3 separate regions of the Homo sapiens genome follow, and all the other regions are linked to region 1. Evidence: chromatin contacts called from ENCODE Hi-C or POLR2A ChIA-PET data. All regions are on one chromosome and are shown on one strand. Each heading gives the region's core, a stretch centred on a gene start or an enhancer-like site at or near the end of the contact. The rest is flanking DNA. Distances are from core to core; before and after follow the strand shown. Region 1 holds the start of KHSRP (KH-type splicing regulatory protein). Region 2 holds the start of CATSPERD (catsper channel auxiliary subunit delta). Region 3 holds the start of VMAC (vimentin type intermediate filament associated coiled-coil protein).

Region 1 (3,131 bases), core at 257-2,756:
GACTCTATGGGACACAAGTTACATCTCAGACACGTGAAGAGCAACTTTAAAGAAACCTCAACCCAGCAAACTTAGGATCAGAGTCTGGGGTTTAGAAACCCAAACCATGTTAAGAATCTCCCTTTCCACCAGTCTCCATTTTTCTACGCTGCCCTAGAGCCAAAACTCATGGGATGCCCACAGGGGGCCTGTCCCCACCAACTGACAGCACCAGCTTCCTCCCTTCAAGCTGTCCCAGAATCAGACGGTTCCATGGGCAATAAGACCAAATGCACGCTAGAACCCACCCAACTCCAAGGGTGAGAGAGACGACAGAGGGCCAGAACACAGGCGTTCACTTAACGGGACCTCCCACCTTGGGAGGAGCCAGTCTCTAGCCCCGGAGGCATTGGGACAGCCCAGGAGCCGGTCGGCGGCAAAGTCCTCCCATTCTACCGACCCCCACCCCTCCAGGCCATGGGGAGGCTGCAAATGGAGCTGGAGAGGTCAGTCCTAGCAGCATGTGACACTTCCTTGTCATTACGCCTCAATACACGGGGGTGGGAGACCCTCCCTTCTTTCCCCCAAAGAGACAGACCACGCTTTCAAGCCACCAAAGCATCCAAGAGCCAGTCCCCATGCTCGTCTTCCCCATTTCGCCCAAGTGCTCAGCCCTAGACAGGTCCCCATCCACTTTCCCGACTGAAGAGGAAGGACTGTCCCTCCCACCCCCACAATGTCCCTTTCTCCTAGAGAGGGGACAGAAATGGGACTGGGTTGGGGGCAAACACTGCCCTTTGCCCTGATATGGAGGGGAGAGTAAAGGCCCTCCGCCCGGGAAGGTGGACCCCTGCCTCCAGGCATGTCCTAAGGCCGGGGGGCTAAGGGGGGGGTCCCAAAAGTGCGTCTCCGAGCTCCGGGGCGCCTGCACACCCAGGCGCCGCTCCTGGTGACCCCCAGTGCGCCCCTACTCCCTGCAGGGGGGTCACCCGTTGGGATCCCACTCGAGGCGCAGCGGGAGGGCCAGGCCCCCGCCTACCGCCCACGTGACCCCGCGACGGCCCCGGCCCCCCTCCGCGACCCTGCGCGCGCGCGCGCACGTGACCCCCGCCCCCTCCCCCGCCTGCGCGCGCGCGCGAGCGCGCCCCTCAGGCCCTCGGCCTCCTCACCTGGCGGGCCCGCTGCACGGCGTCGGCGAAAGCGTCCTTGCGGATTCCCGGGCCGCCTCCGCCGGGTGGCTGAGAGGGGCCCCCGGCCGACCCCCCGCCCGGGCCGCCGCCGCCGGGACCGCCGCCGCCCCGGTCCCCCGCGCCTGGCGGGCCCGGCGGAGGGCCTCCCCCGGCGCCTCCGGCTCCCCCGCCCCCGCCGGCGGGCGGCGGCGGCCCGGGCGGGGGTCCTCCCGTGCTGTAGTCCGACATGGCGCGGCGGGGCCGGGCCTGGCGCGGAGGCTGAAGCTGAGGAGGCGGCGGCGGCGGCGGCGGCTCAACGCGGGAACAAGGCCTCGCTCCACACGGCCGCGGAGCACTCTGGGAACCCAGCCGCTGGGAGGACGACGAGGGGGGAGAGAGTCGCCCCTCCCGCCGCCGACGTGACGGACGACTCCGGCGGGCCAATGGGAGGCAGCCGCCGCACCCCGGACACCAATCGCGAGCTCTGTAGGAGGTGGCCAATCGGAGTGCAATGAGGGGCAGTGGGCGGGAGGCTCAGAGTGACTGACAGCTCTCAGAGGCAATAGCTGCGAGCTGCCCGTGCTGGGCGGGCAAATGAAGGAGATCTGAGAAGGCAGGAGGCCCAATGAAACGCGAGTGCCAGATTCGCGGGGCGGCTTCAGAATTAGATTGACGGTTCTGAAGAGTCACGTGGACTGTAAGGCCGGGCCTAGTGGAAGACTCCTATGGACCGGCTGGGTGGGCGTTAGGTTTGATAGTCGTGGACACAAGCCAATGAATGCACGTGAGAGGTGGTGCTTGTAAAGATGGGCAGCCAATTAATCCAATTCCTGACGAGTTCTGGGTGATGAGGTTGGCTTTGGACTTTAATTGCTTCCCTTGTTAACCAGAATCCTTTTCTATCCCTGACTTCTAAGCCAATGGCTGAGCGACATGGGTGGGTGTTCGGTGACTGACACTGGTCTGGACAAATGGGAATGAAGGAAATCAAAGCGCCCACTTTTGGTGGGAGCCAGTGGAAGCGCCGCTGCATTGGGGCGGAGTCGGCCACCAGACAGCGAGGGGATTAGCGGGAACTGTAGTGAATGGCAGCCGACGTGGGCGGTGGCAATCGGCTGCCCGAACTCAGGCCTGATGTCTGGGTTAGCTCACCGGCAGCCTGGTTGGGTAGGCCCGGCACGTGGCCCGCTTGAAGCCTTAGAGATCGAGCGCTTCCGGAGGTGGGGAGGCCGGAAAGCAGGAAACTCGGGATCCCCCGGGCCTTCTTCTCTCTCGACCCCCCATCTAGAGCGTCCAGTTCTCTTGCAGGACTCAAGGAACCAGCCCCACTCACGAGTCCAGAACCGTTCCAACAACCGGGATCGAGGGATCACAGCCTCGATCACACCCCTCACTTCACACCCCTCACTCCCTTCGCCTAAGGCCCTGGGATCCAAGCCTCAAGCTCCTATCCTAGGTCCTCACTTCCTCTCCTGGACACAAATTCCCATTCAGGACCCAGAGGCCCAAGGTCCCCAGCTCCCCTACTGGGTCCAGGGATCTCATGCACCCAGTTCCACTCCTAGGCCCAAGTATCCAGACACGTTCAGCAAAAACCATCTCTTTATTCCTTGTTGTGTGACATGTTCACCATTTCGCCCTGGAGCCAGGACGACCCACAAGGGGCCAGACTGGAGTCCACGTTTCTTGTCTCAGGCTGCACCCTGGGGAGGGAGTCCCAGGAGTTTTCTGACCCAGCACTGCCCCCCTCCACCCACCACCAACCCCAGCTTCAGGAATCTTCTGACCCAGAGCCCCACCCCCACCCCCAGCCTGCTTTTGCCACCAAAAACTGCCCCAGGGCCTGAACCTTGAGGCCTCGAGGGCTCTTTGGGGCCAGGGGTCATCAGGTCCTCCTGTCCCATTTCTGCCTAGGCTGTGTCGTCCAGCTCACAGCCTATATGCCCAGGGTTTTCTTCATGGCTTCGTACACCACATAGCTGA
Region 2 (3,131 bases), core at 358-2,857, 700 kb before region 1:
TATTGCCTGTCTCATCCTGCCAAAATGTAAGCTCCAAGGCAGATTTATTTTTTAAGAGACAGGGTCTCGCCATGTTGACCAGGCTGGACTCCAGGTTTCCAACAATCCTTCCACCTCAGCCGCCAGAGTAGCTGGGAGTACAGCGCGCGCCACCATGCCCAGCTTCAAAGGCAGAAATTTTTGTCTGTTTTGTTCACTGCCATATCCCCAGAACCTAGAACACTCTCTGGCAAATAATAAGCAATCAAGAAGTATTTGTCTAAGAAAGGAATGAATTCTGATCCCAGTGAGGCTCGTAACCAGACGGCAGAGCGCCTGGGGCGAGGAGGTATTACAAAACTCGTGCCAAGTAAGGAGAAAACTAACAGCGCCGTAACACTACTCAGGTCCCTCCCGGCCCCGGATTTCTATGACCGGCGTTCTAAAGTGGATAATCCTAGGCTCATCGGGTTCAACTCCTCTCATCTAACGGATCCTAAGAAATCCGAAAGGGAGAGGACTTTGGCTCAAGGTTCCCAAGCTAGTGGTGAGCAGACAAGGATTCGAACTGCACCCTTCGAGAAACTTCATGTCTGAAAAAGTTGCGAAACACAAGGGCGCTCAAGTGATCCCACGGTTCAGCCCGCTGCTTGCACAGGTGGGAAACCTGAGGCCGAGGCGGGGACTCCCATTACCTCGATAATCTTGATAAAGCGCGGGAACACCGGGTTGCGGGTGATGGCGATGAGCGGCAGGTGCGGAAACACATCGGGGATCGTCATGGGCGTGAGCGCCGTTATGACCGGGCCTTCCCCGGCGCCCGCGCTGCCCCCCGCGCCGCCGGCTCCTTCCTCCGCGCCGCCCTCGGAGGCGTCCTCGCCCCCCGAGAATGCGCCTCCGCCGCGGCTGCTCGCTTCCCAAAACCCCCGCCATTGGCCCCCAATTGCCGGGCCTCGGCCCCACAGTGCCCAAGGAGGAGAGGCGTCGCAGGTCCGCTGGCCTCGGAGCAACCACGCTCCTGCTGCAGTGGGAACCCGCCCCCCGGCGGCGGCCAGCATCGGCCGCCGCAGCACCCAGCACCGCGCCGCTCCCCACAGTCGCACGTAGCCAGTGCTCGCCGCCATAGCCCGGCCATACTGGCGGCTCACACAACTCGCGTCATTTCCGCTCGCCGCGAAACGCACGTGACGCCCGGCGCGTGCCTCGGTACCCGATGGGCGCGTGGCTCGAAACAGCCGCTTCAGGGAGCTGGGCCTACGCGGAGAAGAGGGGGCGGAGTTCGAGCATCGGATCGTCTCCGCCTCTTCCGGTCTCCCACTTTATGCGCTGAAGGCCTTTTCCGGTCACGTGGAAGGCTGTGAGCAGGCGCCAGCGCCCGTACAAAACACTGGTAGTGTTGCAAACGCAACGTTTAGGAACTCATGAGCAGCCTGTGCACATGCTTAGGCGCGCGGACAACATGCGCATGCTCAGACTCTAGACTGGCCACGGGTGGCCGGGTGCGCATACTCAGGCTCTGAGCGCACTTTGGGGTGCGCGGATTCGGGCTTCCCGGGATTCGTCTGCGCATGCTCAAGATTCAGGCGGAGCGCCGGGCTGCAGTGCGCGGAGGCCCGCTCCCGGGACTCATTGATGCGCATGCGCAGGGCTTCAGCCTGCACGTACTCGGATTGTGCAGCGACTCCCCGTGGCGGTTGAGGGGCAGTGGTGGCGGCGGAAGCCCAAGTCGATGCTGATGTTGATGCTGGTGGCGGCTGTGACCATGTGGCTCCGACCGCTGGTCACAGCTCAGCTCTGTCGGTGGGGCTGCCAGGACTCCTGGGGCTGGGGTGCTGCCGGGGGTCGGGAGGGTGCTGGTTCATCTTGGAGCCGAGGCCTGCTCCCCAACCTCACTGAGGCTCCCCTTTTACTCTTTTTAGGAATCGAACTTGACGCCTCGCTCACCCTACTCCACCCCATCCTCCCAGCCCGATATTAAGCTCTCCTACCTCTTTTTTTTTTTTTTTTTGAGACGGAGTCTCGCTCTGTCGCCCAGGCTGCAGTGCAGTGGCGCGATCTCGGCTCACTGCAAGCTCCGCCTCCCGGATTCACGCCATTCTCCTGCCTCAGCCTCCTGAGTAGCTGGGACTACAGGCGCCTGCCACCACGCCCGGCTAATTTTTTTTTGTATTTTTAGTAAAGACGGGGGTTTCACCGTATTAGCCAGGATGGTCCCGATCTCCTGACCTCGTGACCCGCCTGCCTCGGCCTCCCAAAGTGCTGGGATTACAGGCGTGAGCCACCACGCCGGGCCTAGCCCTCCCACTTCTTTTTCTTTTTGGAGCCGGAGTTTTTGCTCTGTTTCCCAGGGTGGAGTGCAGTGGCGCGATCTCTGCTCACTGCAACCCCCGCCTCCCAAAGTGCTGGGATTGCAGGCGTGAGCCACCGCGCCCAGCCTTACCCAGCACATTTTGAAATTTCAGTAAATGTTAGGTTAGTGCATACTCCAACCTGCCATGGGGACCAGTTGCTGAAACTCCGTTCCTGCCCTCAGGGAACTCCCATCTGGACTAAACTGTCACATTCAGTAGGGACCTGTGAGCTGTATTCTTAGGGTGTATGGCCTCATTTGATGTTTACAGGAAGATTCATAATGATTCCTTAACCTTATTTTATTTTATTTATTATTATTTTTTGTACAGATGGGGTCTCACTGGCTGGGTGCAGTGGCTCACGCCTGTAATCCCAACACTTTGAGAGGTAGAGGTGGGCAGATCACTCACTTGAGGTCAAGAGTTCCAGACCAGCCTGGCCAACATGATGAAACCTCGTCTCTACTAAAAATACAAAAATTAGCCAGGCTTGGTGGCAGGTGCCTGTAATCCCAGCTACTTGGGAGGCTGAGGCAGAAAAATCGCTTGAATTCAGGAGGTGGAGGTTGCAGTGAGCTGAGATCGCACTCCAGCCTGGGTGACAAAGGGAGACTCTGTCTCAAAGGAAAAAAAAAAAAAAAGAGATGGGGTCTCACTGTTTTGCCCAGGCTGGTCTTGAACTCCTAGGCTCCAGTGATCCTCCTGCCTCAGCCTCCCAAAGTGTTGGGATTACAGGCATGAGCCACCCATGCCCAGCCATACCCTTATTTTATTTTTTTGAGATGGAGTCTTGTTCTCGTC
Region 3 (3,131 bases), core at 1-2,500, 520 kb before region 1:
GGCAATACTGGTGGTGCTGTAGGCTTTGCGGTGGCAATCGGTGCCATCGGGGATATCCCAGTACTGACGAAAAACCTTCGGCGCCATAGCCCGCAATCTCGATCCCGCACCACGGACCCCGCCAGCTCGGGAAGCGCAAGGGCAGCCGCGGCTGGCTATCGCGAGACTTCTCGGGCTGCGCGCGCAACCTTTCGGGCTAGCGGGCCGGCAACAAGTGAGCAACTTTATTGATAGGCGCGGACATGGACATGGATCGCGCGCACGCGCCGGGGACCGGCCTGGAGGAAGAGAGTAGCACGTGCATCCCCAGGCCGATTCCTAGAGGGTGAAACTGAGGACGACTGCGATCAGTGCAGACAGATTTCGCTAGTCCCAGCTCAGGGAGTCCTAGGTTAGGGACTACTAGAGGCGGGGACTATCTACTAGGGGAGGGGCCGGGCTCAGACTGGGACGGGCGGGACTCCAGTTGATAGGAGCAAGACATGACGAAACAATGACTGGGGGGCGGGGCATGGCGGGGATGTGGCCACACCCAGTGTCAGAATCTGCATAGCGAGTGGTCATGCCCTGTGGTCAGTCACCAAGCTGGAGTCTGAGCAGCGTGCTACTGTTTTGGGCCGTGGACAGGATCAGGGGCGGGGATTATCGGGAAAGTGACCAATGACAATACGAGAAGCTCAGCGGGACGTGGCCTCTGTTCACCCCGCGGCTGTCCCACGCCCTAGGCCGGATGAAGTACACAGGCGCTTGACTTGGGGGCGTGGCTAGAATTGGAGGCATAACCTAAAAGGGACTTGACCAATCTGAGACTGTATAAGGGATGAAGGGGCGAGGCCGTGCCTGGATCTACCCCTGACAGGCCACAGGTTCGGGGGGCGTGGTCAGGCTTGCTGTTTCGCGGAGTCCGGGCCAATCCTGGTGTTAGCTTCCAAGTAGGGAGGGGACAGTATCGAAGGTGTGACCAATCTTGTTTCCAGAGCCTGAGTTGCGCGAGCCGCCAAAGGATGTGGCCAGCCTGGGGGCGTGGCTGTCAAGATCTTGTCCAATCCTAGAGTGAGCCCAAACTCAGGGGCGGAGTTTCATGATCCCGGAACCGGTGGTAGTGTTTGGGTTTGAGGAGAGCACGACCCAGCCCTCTGGGGTGGGGTCTAGCGGGGTCAGCGACCAATCGCGCCGAGGTCTAGTGGGGCGGGGCCCTCCCGGGGGCGGGGCCTGTGCCAGTTCCGGGCCGCCTGGGGGCGTGGCCGGGCCTGTACAGCAGCCTGGGCCATGTCGGCGCCGCCGGCCCTGCAGATCCGGGAGGCAAACGCACACCTGGCAGCCGTGCACCGGCGCGCAGCGGAGCTGGAGGCGCGGCTGGACGCGGCGGAGCGCACGGTGCACGCCCAAGCCGAGCGCCTGGCCCTCCACGACCAGCAGCTGCGCGCCGCCCTAGACGAACTGGGTCGCGCCAAGGACCGGTGAGGCCCGGGGCCGGCCAGGTGGACTTCACCGAGGCGGTAGGCGGAGGCAGAGCCGAGGCTGGAAAGCGAGGAAGGGCAGGGGGAACCGTGTGCACTTGTATAGACGCTAGACTGAGTATCGGATTGATAAAAACACCAAAAAACTCGAATTAGTAATCAGTATGTAAAGTTGCGAGAAGTGACACAGGTGTGGACCTCTAACTTCAAACAGGCCCACTTTCCCACAGGTGCTGAGCGACGCAGGGACCACAGACCGCCCAGCGTAGGCATTGGGAGCCATAGCAGGCTCTTCAGCAGGGGAGGAGGGGATCATATCAGCATTTTAACTTTTAAAATTTATTATTATTTTTTTGAGACGGAGTTTCGCTCTTGTCGCCTAGGCTGGAGTGCAGTGGCGTGATCTCAGCTCACTGCAACCTCCACCTCCCAGATTCAAGCGATTCTCCTGCCTCAGCCTCCCGTGTAGCTGGGATTACAGGCGCCCGCCACCACGCCCGGTCGATTTTTTGTATTTCTAGTAGAGACTGGTTTTCGTCACGTTGTGCAGGCTGGTCTCTAACTCCTGACCTCAGGTGATCCGCCCGCCTCAGCCTCCTAAAAGTGCTGGGATTACAGGGGTGAGCCACCGCACCCGGCCTAAATTTATTATTTTTGAGGCAGGGCCTCACTCCTATGCCCAGGCTGGAGTGCACCTCGACCTCCGGAGCTCAGGTGATTCTCCCACCTCAGTCTCCCAAGCAGCTGGGACTACAGGCGTCCACCACCACGCATGGCTTATTTTTTGTATTTTTTTGTAGAGACAGTTTTGCCCTGTTGCCCAGTTTGGTCTTGAACTCCTGGGCTCAAGCAGTCCTCCCACCTCACCCTTCCAAAGTGCTGGGATTACAGGCTAAGCCACCATGCCTATCTATTATTTTTGAGAGAGGGTCTTGCTCTGTTGCCCAGGCTGGAATGCAGTGGTGCGATCTCGACTCACTGCAGTCTCACCCTCCCTCCTCAGCCTCTCAAGTAGCTGGGATTACAGGCGTGCGACAGCACACCTGGCTGATTTAAAAAAAAAAATCCTTTAGAAATGGGGTCAGACTATGTTGCCTAGGCTGGCCTTGAACTCCTGGGCTCAAGTGATCCTCCTGCCTCAGCCTCCCGAAGTGCTGGGATTATAGGCACGAGCCACCATGCTGGCCCATATCAGCATTGTTGAAGAGTCCCTCTGACAGCTGAGGATGAAAGAGATGAGACAGGCACCCAGGGAGGTGGGAGGAGCTGGGTCCCAGGTGGGAACTATTACTTCAGAGCTAATTGGACATATTCATTTTTACCGAGCACCTGCTCTGTGCCAGGCACTCATTCATTCGTCTTCATTGAGCACCTACTGTGTGTCAGGCATTCTGCTGAGTACTGGAGCACATCAGTAAGACTTAGCCTTGCCCATTGGGTATCCACAGTCCAGTGGAGAGACAGACATGTCACTGGGCAGTTACATCATTGGTGGCCAGCGGCCATGATGGAGGGGCATATGGGGCTCTGAGGGATCTCAGAGTGAAGGCTTCCCAGAGGAAGAGCCTACTAAGAATAGGTGGGAAAAGATAATGGAAAGGAACGAACTGCAGGAAGAGTGAGGGGACGAAATGAGGGTTCTCATAAGAAAATGCCATAAACTGGCTGGGT

What was found. A loop is a pair of places that touch in the nucleus more often than their neighbours do. ChIA-PET counts read pairs that join two places held with the same protein, here RNA polymerase II (POLR2A). Pooled maps may share reads with other maps.
Region 2: a loop to region 1 is called in a pooled map, with 18 times the contacts of the local background. The contact joins the promoter of CATSPERD here to the promoter of KHSRP in region 1. A Hi-C loop is called at or near these places in 2 of 37 single-sample maps with no recorded cell type and 9 of 50 pooled maps. POLR2A ChIA-PET finds 5 or more read pairs at or near these places in 2 of 52 experiments (activated CD8-positive, alpha-beta memory T cell and activated naive CD4-positive, alpha-beta T cell).
Region 3: a map of CD14-positive monocyte shows a loop between it and region 1 (5-fold over the local background). The contact joins the promoter of VMAC here to the promoter of KHSRP in region 1. A Hi-C loop is called at or near these places in 3 of 168 maps with a recorded cell type or tissue (CD14-positive monocyte, ascending aorta and naive thymus-derived CD4-positive, alpha-beta T cell), 6 of 37 single-sample maps with no recorded cell type and 20 of 50 pooled maps. POLR2A ChIA-PET finds 5 or more read pairs at or near these places in 5 of 52 experiments (CD4-positive, alpha-beta T cell, H1, PC-3 and 2 more).

The regions. Positions count from the first base shown.
Region 1 is chr19:6,423,305-6,426,435 of GRCh38, forward strand. KHSRP (KH-type splicing regulatory protein) reads right to left here and starts at 1,507. Exons shown (of 19, transcript NM_001366299.1): 1 at 1,149-1,507. The coding sequence starts at 1,397. SLC25A41 (solute carrier family 25 member 41) reads right to left here. Exons shown (of 7, transcript NM_173637.4): 7 at 2,733-3,131. The coding sequence ends at 3,085. RefSeq lists an enhancer at 1,815-1,934.
Region 2 is chr19:5,719,030-5,722,160 of GRCh38, forward strand. It overlaps CATSPERD (catsper channel auxiliary subunit delta), which reads left to right and starts at 1,608. Exons shown (of 22, transcript NM_152784.4): 1 at 1,608-1,779. The coding sequence starts at 1,709. LONP1 (lon peptidase 1, mitochondrial) reads right to left here and starts at 1,117. Exons shown (of 18, transcript NM_004793.4): 1 at 675-1,117. The coding sequence starts at 1,103. RefSeq lists silencers at 727-806, 937-986 and enhancers at 798-1,314, 1,267-1,366.
Region 3 is chr19:5,903,622-5,906,752 of GRCh38, forward strand. It overlaps VMAC (vimentin type intermediate filament associated coiled-coil protein), which reads left to right and starts at 1,251. Exons shown (of 2, transcript NM_001017921.4): 1 at 1,251-1,460. The coding sequence starts at 1,270. NDUFA11 (NADH:ubiquinone oxidoreductase subunit A11) reads right to left here and starts at 169. Exons shown (of 4, transcript NM_175614.5): 1 at 1-169. The coding sequence starts at 87. RefSeq lists enhancers at 1-247, 57-351, 925-1,044 and a silencer at 1,085-1,434.